2 separate regions of the Homo sapiens genome follow, and region 2 is linked to region 1. A link is an interaction called in ENCODE POLR2A ChIA-PET data of the cell type or tissue named here. Cell type or tissue: MCF 10A. All regions are shown on one strand. Each heading gives the region's core, and the rest is flanking DNA. Links, peaks and the distances in the headings are about the cores only.

Evidence for each region. Peaks named below come from ENCODE experiments on the same cell type or tissue, not always from the same donor. Only the 100,000 strongest peaks of a DNase experiment are listed, where the experiment ranks them.
Region 2: POLR2A ChIA-PET joins it to region 1 with 5 read pairs; 5 of 35 experiments call an interaction of 5 or more read pairs at or near these places.

The regions. Positions count from the first base shown.
Region 1 is chr11:10,272,834-10,278,218 of GRCh38, forward strand. All of the region lies in intron 1 of SBF2 (SET binding factor 2), which reads right to left. Among named protein-coding and RNA genes, the nearest start is that of SBF2, 19 kb to the right of the region's middle. In MCF 10A, for the core only: no CTCF peak of the experiment used is centred there; no DNase peak of the experiment used is centred there.
Region 2 is chr11:10,353,318-10,358,702 of GRCh38, forward strand. All of the region lies in intron 2 of CAND1.11 (a long non-coding RNA gene), which reads left to right. Among named protein-coding and RNA genes, the nearest start is that of CAND1.11, 48 kb to the left of the region's middle. RefSeq lists enhancers at 141-672, 673-1,203. In MCF 10A, for the core only: no CTCF peak of the experiment used is centred there; a DNase peak (open chromatin) is centred at 2,174.

The DNA of each region.
Region 1 (5,385 bases), core at 173-5,172:
GCCCAGGTGGACAGATCACCTGAGGTCAAGAGTTCGAGAGAGCCTGGCCAACATGGTAAAACCTCATCTCTACTAATAATACAAAAATTAGCCAGGCATGGTGGCACATGCCTGTAATCCTAGCTACTGTGGAGGCTGAGGCAGGACAATTACTTGAACCTGGGAGACAGAGGTTGCAGTGAGCCAAGATCGCGCCACTGCACTCCAGCCTGGGTGACAGAGTGAGACTCCGTCTCCGAAAAAAAAAATAAATAAATAAATAAATAAATGAATAAATAAATCCCTGGAGTGAGCCTTTTTGTAACATGTAAATAGAAGACCGTTTTTAGTTTTTGAATTATTTGATAACTAATTATTCTGTTTAATTATTAGTAGAAAGAACAGACCCATTGTACAAAAGGGAGTCAAATGAAAGGGATAGGACAAGCTTTCAGAAATCATTACTTCAACTTAATTGCACAAGTTAAATCAGCCCAGGATCTAGATGTTTTTGAACTCGAATTACTGTTTTTTAAAAAATTGCTTCAACATTCATGCTTACTAAGTAATAAAAATTGTATCATTATTTGTTCAGATTAAAATCAAACAGAAAAGACTACAATGAATCAATTAAAAATAAATATGAGCACATGCTTCTAAAGAACTTATTTTTCTTTTAGAAGAAACAGAAAATATAAAGCTTATTTAGCTGTGCTTTGATTTGTGTATGAATGTTATGACCATGTTTCTAGGTAACATCAAAGTTTTGTCAATGCTAGGACCATGGGTGGCAAACAGGTACAAAAACAAAGATGTCCCTTCCCACACTGCTGTATGTGTGTATCTCTTCTTCTTGTGCTAAATTATAATGTAGCAGACCAGTTAGTGCTGTAGTTTAAGGCCTTGGATAAGAAATGGAATATCTCCTGAAGCATAGCCCTGATATCAATCATACAGAAAAGAAACAGACATTTGGATGGAAAACTGGAACCAGGAAAATGGACCTCATTAGATAGACCTGACAGGAATAGGTTGTCTGTCTTGCCACCATCTAGGGCCTAGACTTAAGGAAACATGCTGAAAGGCAAGATGACCTTCATCATATGATGGCAGACCACAAACTAGGCAGGGTGGAATCCCTTTAGGAGACTACAGACTGAAAAGGAGGAAACTATACCTTGCAAACCAGACTACTGACTTAAAAGTTATTCTCTGGTTTCATTATCTTTTTATTTTTAACCTTTAGAAAAGTTTTATTTCACTGCTGCAGCTTTGCCTCAGCAAATAAAAGTATGAATGATTTGGCAGTGGGAGTTAGGCCAGAATGTTAAGAAAAAGTGGCACTCCATGAGATCACTGGAGAAATAGAAGAACTGGAGCTTTGAGTTCAAGCCAATCCTTCCCATACAGAGGCAGGCGCTCCTTCCGCTGTCAACCTTGGAGGACTAGGGTTTCATTTTATTAAGAGAATTTTAAAGTTTCTGTTCAGGTACCTAGAACTAAATTCATCGTGACAAAATCTGAAGAGATATGTACTACATTCAAGAGTCAGCAGGTTTCTGTAGTGTTTAAAATTACAGGGTTTTGTTTTATTAAGGGTTTCATTTTATTAAGAGAATTAGAAAGTTTCATTTTATTAAGAGAATTATAAAGTTTCAGCCAGAGTAGTCGCTCACGCCTATAATCCCATCACTTTGGGAGGCCGAGGCAGACGGATCACCTGAGGTCAGGAGTTCAAGACCAGCCTGGCCAACATAGTGAAACACTGTCTCTACTAATAATACAAAAATGAGCTGGGAGTGGTGGTGGGCACCTGTAATCCCAGCTACTCAGGAGGCTGAGGCAGGAGAATCGCTTGAACCTAGGAGGTGGAGATTGCAGTGAGCCGAGATTGTGCCACTGCACTCCAGCCTGGGTGACAGAGCAAGACTCCATCTCAAAAAAAAAAAAAAAAAAGAAAGAATTAGAAAGTTTCTGTTCAAGTACCTAGAAACAAATTCATTGTGATAAGATCTGTAGAGCTATGTACTACATTCAAGAGTCTGCAAGTTTCTGTAATGCTTAAAATTTTTAACAAGTATGTATTACTACTGTAAGTAAAACAGTTTAGCACAGGCACGTCAGTGGAAGCAATATGCAAATGAATATGCAGAAGCATGCACCAGAAATATGCAGCAGAACCACCACCATCCTGGTTATGAATTAAAAGTAAAAACTGGGTAGAAAAATAGATGAGCAGAGTTTCCAAATCACATGGACACCTGAACTCAATAGCCAGGGAGAAAGGATCAGTCCAGAAACTAAGTCCATAAGGAGGTAAAGTCAAATGTGAGTAAAACAAAACACAGTTTATAGAGAAAGGAGACCGAGAAAAGAGAGAGAAGAGAAAAAAAAGAAAGAGAGAACACCAGACAATCAATCTGAAAGCAAAGGCAATTAACCTGGTTCCTTTGAGAGCCAGAACTTTTCCCAAGGTGTTACCCCCATTTGTGCTTGTAACTATAAAAGCACAATATGGCTTTAAAAGTCTTTAGTGGCAAAACTCTAAATTCTAAGACCAAAGTATATTTGATTCTCTGTTGGAGCATCTTGACGGGTATGACACCCATCTCCGCATGACTTCCTACTTACACAAGATAAAACTAAAATATTTTAAGTTATTTGTAGGATGTACTGAATACTGTTTTACTATTCGTGTTCTTAGTTTCTACAGTAAAATACATGTATACCTTACAAAACTAAAATTGCTTTTTACTTACATGACTTTTCATTAACTTGTATTCTACGGTTTAACATTCTTTCATTAATTTAAAAAAAAAAAAAAAAGTATCCCAATCCTCCTCATTTCCAAGGCTGCAACAGAATCTTAAAACAAAACAAAAAAACCAATACACTAGAAGGAGTAAAACAAAAACTGCTTCTTGGGGAACAATTCATTGTTTCAAAATAAATATTTTAACAAAAAATTCTATAGGCTCTATCCATTTTTAATCATACCTACCAGTGAGAGTCTACTAGGTGACTTCTTAAGTCAACATTTAAGAGTGGGGAAAAAAATGTGATGTTTCATTGCTGTCTCTAAATTTATGTGGTATTCATAACACTACAGATTACAACATGCTATACAGGTTTCAACATTTGAAAATTCTCTGGAGTTGTAATCATAGTTAAAAGCAAAGCATTAAATTCAAGAAGCTTGAAAAAAAGCAATGTTTTCTGAGAATGATCTTTTAACAGTGGTCAATTTGCATAGTTTTTTACTTTCTACAAAATACTTTACTGATGAGGGGAAAAATTATTTTCTACCATAATTAGGAATCTGGACTTAACCTGTTATGCCAAAAACAGCAACCATACTTTGCAACAAAAAAAATTTTCAAAAGCATTTTCAATCTTCCTGACTACCAAAGTTTCCACTACCAAAAGTGAAAACACTTTTAAACCTTCCTGTGTAACAAGTTTTAAATTTTCTTTTATTTATTTGTATCAATTTTCTCACCTGTGGCTGCCAAAATATCAAGAATTTCAACTCCAGAGAAGGAGGACAGAAGAAACACAATGTAAAGTGGTTGGCCTAGTAAAATAGTTGGAAAAAAAACTGTTTTGGCTGCTCTAATATAATCTTCATTTATTACTCATTAGTTCTCTTCTTATGGTCCCAATATTCCAGCCAAATTGAGAATCTACTCACTGTTTATCAATTCAGTGCCTTTGCCACTACTCATCTCCACCTCCCAGTCCCCACAATGTATTTATAGACAAAAGTTTTGATTTAAAGCCAGAAAACTGGGTTCAAGTTTCATTTAATCCCTTTTAATTCCATTCATGATCAGTATGAACATGGACAAATTATTTTACCTTTATGCACCTTCAAGGATAACTCAGTGTAACCATGAAGAGTCAATGCAATAATGTGAACACACTCAATTTTTTTAAATGAATGAAGATTCAATCTGATAGTCTCTGCTTGTAAAACAAGTGTATAGAGAAATGTAGGCTGTGACACTAGATCCCAAGAAAGTATCTACTGGTTGTTATCAATATAATAATATGGAGAAAACAGGTGGCACTAGTAATTTAAAGTTAGAACAAGGAACACAACACAAATTTAAGCCTTTCTTAAAACTGTGTAAAACAGGCTCGGTACAATGGCTCATGCCTGTAATATCAGCACTTTGGGAGGCCAAGGCAGGAGGATTCCTTGAGGCCAGGGGTTCCAGGCCAGCCTGGTGAACATAGGGAGACCCCATCTCTACAAAAAACTTTAAAAAGATAGTGCCACTGCACTCCTGCCTGGGCAACAGAGCGAGACCCCATCTCAAAAAAAAAAAAAAAAAAAAAAAAGGCCTGTAATCTCAGCACTTTGGGAGGCCAAGGCGGGCAGATCGCTTGAGCCCGGGAGTTTGAGACCAGCCTAGGCATCACAAAGACTCTGTCTCTAAACAAACAAACAAAAAATCATGCAAAGCTATGTATCTGTCTTCCAAGGAATTCTGAATTTTCTACAGCTTATTTTTCAATGAAGTATTTAGAGTGGATGCTGATTTAACTTGTAATGTTGTGGGAGTGATTCCTATTTCATATGTTTGGCTTTTTGAATAATTTTGTTTGTTGCAAAATTGTTTTTAAAAAATTAAGCCTATTTAGCACTGTTCTATCCAGATAGATTTCCTAATATTTACAAACTACTATTATTATAATAACTGCATGAACCATTGTGTTTGTGGTGAGTTGAATAGCGTTGTCCAAAAATTCACGTCCATCAGAATCTCATAATGTGACTTTATTTGGAAACAGGGTCTTTGCAGATATAGTTAAGGATCTTCTGATGAAAATTATCATGGATTTAGGGTGAGCCCTAAATCCAATGATTAGCATCTTTATAAAAGAAAAGAAAGGGAGATTTGGACACAGTAACAGAGAATGCGGCCATGTGATGACAGAGAAAGAGATCAGAGTTATGCTACCACCAATCAAGGAGCCCCTGGGGCCACCAGATGCTGGAAGAGGGAAAGGAAGGATCCTTCCCTAAATCCTTCAGAGAGACTGAGGCCCTCCTGTCACCTTAACTTCAGACTTCTAGTCTCCAGAATTGTGAGAGAATGGTGTTTGTTTTAAATCACGAGTTTGTAGTAATTTGTTATGGCAACCCCAAGAAACTAGCAGAGTGTTGGAGCTTAACTAAGCACTATTGTTTAAACATTTTAAAGTGAGAATTCTCTGTACTTCCCTGCAATAGTATTAATTTTCCCAAAAGACCCAAACTTTTTTATCTTCTTAGTTAACAATCTTTTTGTTCCTATACTCTAGATCAATCTATACTGTTTGAAATTCATTTAAACTTAAGCAGTTATGTGAAATATTTCCCTAGGCAAAATTAGTTTTTAATTTTCTTTCAAGTAAACA
Region 2 (5,385 bases), core at 272-5,271, 81 kb after region 1:
CCTTTTCTTTTCTTTTTCTTTTCTTTTTTCTTTTTCTTTCCTTTTCTTTTCTTTTTCTTTCCTTTTTCTTTTTCTTTTTCTTTTCTTTTCTTTTCTTTTCTTTTCTTTTCTTTTCTTTTCTTTTCTTTTCTTTTCTTTTCTTTTCAGATAGGGTCCGGCTCTGTCACCCAAGCTGGAGTGCAGTGACACAATCATGGCTCACTGCAGCCTTGACCTCCTGGGCGCAAGCAGTCCTCCCATCTCAGTCTCCTGAGTAGCTAGGTGTATAGTTATGTGCCACCATGCCTGGCTATTTTTTTTATTTTTATTTTTTTGCAGAGATGGAGTCTCACTATGTTGCCCAGGCTGGTCTCAAACTCCTGGGCTCAAATGATCCTCCCACGTCAGCCTCCCAAAATGCTGGCTTTATAGGTGAGAGCCACCATGCCCAGCCTAAAATTTCCTATGTATTTACAATGCCATTTGTCACTTTATTATTGCTTGCTCTTGAAAATTTTTTAACGGATAAGCCATTTTTCTTTTTTTCTGAGACAGAGTCTTGTTCTGTTGCCCTGGCTGGAGTGCAGTGGCATGATCTCTGCTTACCGCAGCCTCAATCTCCTGGGCTCAAGCGATCCTCTCACCTCAGCTTCCTGAGTAGCTGGGACTATAGGGGCACCATGACTAGCTAATTTTTGTATTTTTTGTAGAGATGAGGTTTTGCCATGTTGCCCAGGCTGGTCTTGAACTCCTGGGCTCAAGCAATTGGCCCACTTTAGCCTCCCAAAGTGCTGGGATTACAAGCGTGAGCCACTATGCCAGGCCGAATAAGCCATTTTCCAACTAGACAATCATAGAAACTCAAGAGCTGAGACACTGAAGATGGCTAGACAACTGTATAACCATGATCATAGACTCATGCTAGAGGAGAGAATGGGGAAAAGAACTTAACTGGGCTTTATGGGACTCAGCATTGACTGGGCTGTTATTATCACACACAGTGTTCTATGGTTAGAATGCTTGTTATGTTATTGTTTAGAAGTTGGAGTTTTCCACGAAATAGACACATTAATTCTCAGGCCTCCTGGAACACGATCAATCCTAAGGCAGGAAATAAAGACTAAGGACATGGAGCTTAGGTTGAAGTGTGAGGGAAATAACTGCCTCCTTGATCTGAACCTCAAGGATTTGTAGAATGAAGTATCTTCCCACTGTGGGGAGGCAGGCTGGCCCTTCCTCCATGGCAGCAGTAGAGAGCAATGTAGAAGTCAAACCCAGAGACTGGGGAATCTGGGCAAAGGTACTGAGTTTCAAGTTTCTCTCTGTTGTAATTCTCTTTTCTCTCCAAGCCTTTGGTAATGTCTTGTTAAAAGTTTCAGCCTAGTCTGCTTTATCACAACAGGGAAATGGTGGAGGAGTCTGTACAGCCCATGCTGGGGCACAACAGTGGAGTTAGGAAAGTTGTACCCTGAAGGAAGCAGGTGTTCAGACATAGGAGTCCCCCATGTGGGGCCAGGCAGCTGGCAGAGATGAAAAGTACAGAGGAAATGGGTGGACCACGTAAGTGTTCCCCAGCGGAATTGGATAAAATCCTGATTTCACGAAGTCAAGTAGGATGAGGCTCAAGCTACAATGATGGTGCATTAAATAGAAGCATGAGTTTACAAACTGGTGAAGTCTGACATACTTGAGTTCTATTAGACACTAATGTCTACTTCATTCAGCTATAAAGGACATACTATTATAGTCAGATCTCACTAAATAAATAAATTCAATTCATAGCTATGATCGTAGCTACATTTCCAGTATAAATTTAATTGATCGATCTTTGAGATTCCTTCGTGTTCAGAAGTTCTGTGAGTTTATGGGGTACTGGAAATACCACTGGAGTCAGCCCCGCCCGAGTGTCCATTAGATCCCCCAACCACATCCCCCTCATTCACTGTCTTCTTTCCCCTCAACTGGCATGGAGTGTGGGGCAATACAGGAATGTTTCAGAACGTGTAGCCAGGGCATGTTGTAATTTATTAGGAGTCACTCTTAAGTGGAGAGGATCTTATTCTTCAGATAGTCATTCACATTCTTGGAAATTATGGTTCTGAGGTCTCCTTGGTTGCAGGAGGGGAAACTCCCATTAATCTTGTGACGTGCTGATGAATTGCTTGAGAATTTCTTAAAAGCAGAGGAGACATGTCAGGAGGAACATAAACAAAACCTCAATTTCAAAATAGCAAAACAACATAAATCTTCCTTGAAATTTTCACATGAGTAGATCAGGCCATGCTACAGGTCAAGGCCAAAGAGCCACAAGGCAGACTGTGTTCCCCAAAGATGGCCACAGCAGCATCTCTCCTCCCACATGTTCTTCCTATGATGACATGTTGGCACTTGTACAACCCTCCTTGTGAGAGATGTGGTCTATATTCCATCTGCTTGAATCTGTACAGGCTTGTGAATTTGGGGGAAATTATGCTATGTAATTTCTGAGCCTAGGTCATAAAAGCTATGGTTTCTGCCTGGTTCTTGTGAGATATTTGCTCTTGGAACTTATAGTAGATATCTATTGCTATGTAACAACCCCAAAACTTAGTAGTTTAAGACAATACACATTTATTATCCATCCCACAGTGTTTCTGAGTTAGGAACTCAACCACAGTTTAACTGTGTCTTCTGCTTCAGAATCTTTCACAAGGCTATAATCAAGATTTTGGTCAGGGCTGGGGTCTCATCTGAATGTTTGAATGGAGAAGAATCTACTTCCAAAGTCACTTACGTGGTTTATTCGTGGTTTTTGGCAGGATTCACTTCTTTAGGGATTGTTGGACTGAAGACCATTAGTTTTGTATAGCTATTGGCCAGGGTAACACTCAATTCCTTACCATGTGAGCTTCTTCATTGTGGCAGTTTCCTTCATCAAAGCCAGAGAAAGAGAGAGATTATCTTGTGACCTAATCATAGCAGAAATATTCCTTCAATGTTGCCATATTCTATGAGTTAGAAGCAATTTAATCAAGGGGATGAGATTACACAAGGCTGTGAATACCAGCAGGTGGAACTCATTGGGGACCATTTTAGAGGCTTCTTACCACAGAATTTAACCAGCAAACTATGAAGAAGCCCAGATGAGGAGGTCATATGCAGACTTTCTGACCTCAAGCACCAAGACACATGAGTGAAAGAGCCTTCAGATAATTCCAGCTCCCAGCTATTCAGTAATCCTCAGCCTTGAGACTTTCCAGCTGAGGTTCTAGATGTTGTAGAGCAAATACAAGCTGTCCTTGTCATGTCCTTCCCAAACTCCTGACCCATATAATCCTTGAGAATAATAAACTGGTTGTTGTTTTACACCATTAGGTAGCAAGTGGAACAAGCCACATATCTTGAAGTTTCATTGTTCAGCTAGTCACCTGATTTGACCATATGAAATGACCATTGCATTTTTGCTCATGCCAATTTTTGCAACTGAATTGATATCACAGTTCAGCTAAAATTTTGCGAGCTGAAAATACCTTAAGAGTCCACACAGGTCTGAAAAACCTCGAAACTTTCTGGTTGCCATAGGTACCTTTTTGTCTTATCTAATAAAAGCAGCACCCCATTTTGGGTATCTTGCCTGTAGCAGCAGTTTGTAAAATTCTTTCAAAGGGCACAAGACAAATCAAGTTTTCCCAGGCTCAGTTCTGGGATTCAGCTGAGCTTTTATGGTCAAGGGCATACTCCTAAATCAGACAGGATGCTCTAAACATTCTCATTAGTCCATTTTGAATAGGACTATCATAGTGCTTGGTCTGGCATGAACTATCCATCAGAATAACTCTGCATACTTTTTGTTTACACATGTGTATTGAGTAATTTTTTGAATTACCTTAATAAACATCTGGCACTAGAATTCTTGATGGGAAGGAAGTGTTTTTGCTTGGAAAAAAAAAGAGTTTAATAATGAAGCAAACGAGGTATAATTCCTCCTTCCCCCACTAGAGCCTCTCTGCATGAGATAAGGAAAGGAATTTATGTCTGACTTTGGAGAGATTGGATGGAGAAGAAAGAACAGAGGAAAGAGAAGACAGAAGGAAGACAGAAGAACCAGAGGAGCATGTGAGGATGGGTGCAGTGAGGTGAGGGTGGGTGTAGTGTTGAAGCCAATAGAGAAAACCATCTTAAGTGGGTGGCTGACAAGGACTGCAGGGAGCAAGAATGTGCAATGATGAATGAGACTTTTAGGTTGTCCAGGGTACAGTGAATGAGCAGACTCACTTTCTGTGAAACCCCTCCCAACATTTTCAGCAAAGTCTATTAAATTCATATATGGTATATTAAGATTTTTTTCTGTGAAAGAGCTAAATTTATGCTTTGATTGATGTAGCACAGAGCAAAGACTACTCAAAGAACATTATCCCTGAGAGACTAGGACAGGAGAATGTATGTGTCCTGGGTATTTACAGAAATTTCGGAGAAAGCTGTAGACTTCCATAGGCCATGGGGATGTGTATTTTAAGTCAATTGTTACCCAAGACTTATGAAGCAGAGAGGTCTCAACTGACATGTGGGCTACTTGAACATCTCTGTGTCAGGTCCAGCCTGGTTCCTCACCCCCATATCCTTCCTCAATTTTCTACCCTGTCTCTTCTCACCTATGAGCCCAGCCCTACTCCAGGTTCCTGGTACATTCTTGAGATGTAAGAAGCATCTTAAGATGACTAGATCCAGACTGATGGTCTAGGGCTCCACATAAAATCAGTCCTGCTGCTCAGGACTTTCCTGATTCATGCCCCTCTTTTGAAAAGTAGAACTAATTTTATTCTCAAACACTGGGGTCTTCTCTCCTCCTCCATCCTGTGGGTCTCAGGCCTTGTAATTGGGCTTCTGCTTTGGAATATTTTCTAAATTTCTAGGCATAAACTAGGAGGAAAGCAGTTTACCCTAGAATGGGGCTAAGTCTGCCTATGGAGGGGACTAGATTGCAAAAACCTTGAGTTCTAGGCCTAATATGATACAAACTTGCTATTTGACTGTCACAAAGTCATATTTATTCTGTAGACCTTGGGGTCCTCACCTTTAGAACACTGTACTTATTATTAATAACTTAGCAGGCTTGGACATAAGTTGTATAGGGTTCTCAGCACCATGGACTATTCCCACAAGTCAACTGGTCTGCTGCTTGAGAGCAGCAGCTAAAACTGGAGGGAGTTTGTCCACTTCAAACACACAGACTCAACCAGTGGAGCAGGGTCAGCCCCGACGTGAAAGGATGCTGGCCAGGGAAGGCAGGGACTCAGAACCACAACCAGAACCCAAGCCAAGAGGACCTGGGTTCAGGACAAGTCTCAGTTTTCGGGGTGGGGGGGCACTGAAAAGACAGACTGAGGGAAACTGAGGCTGGAAGTCAAGGATATGGACTGAATCAAT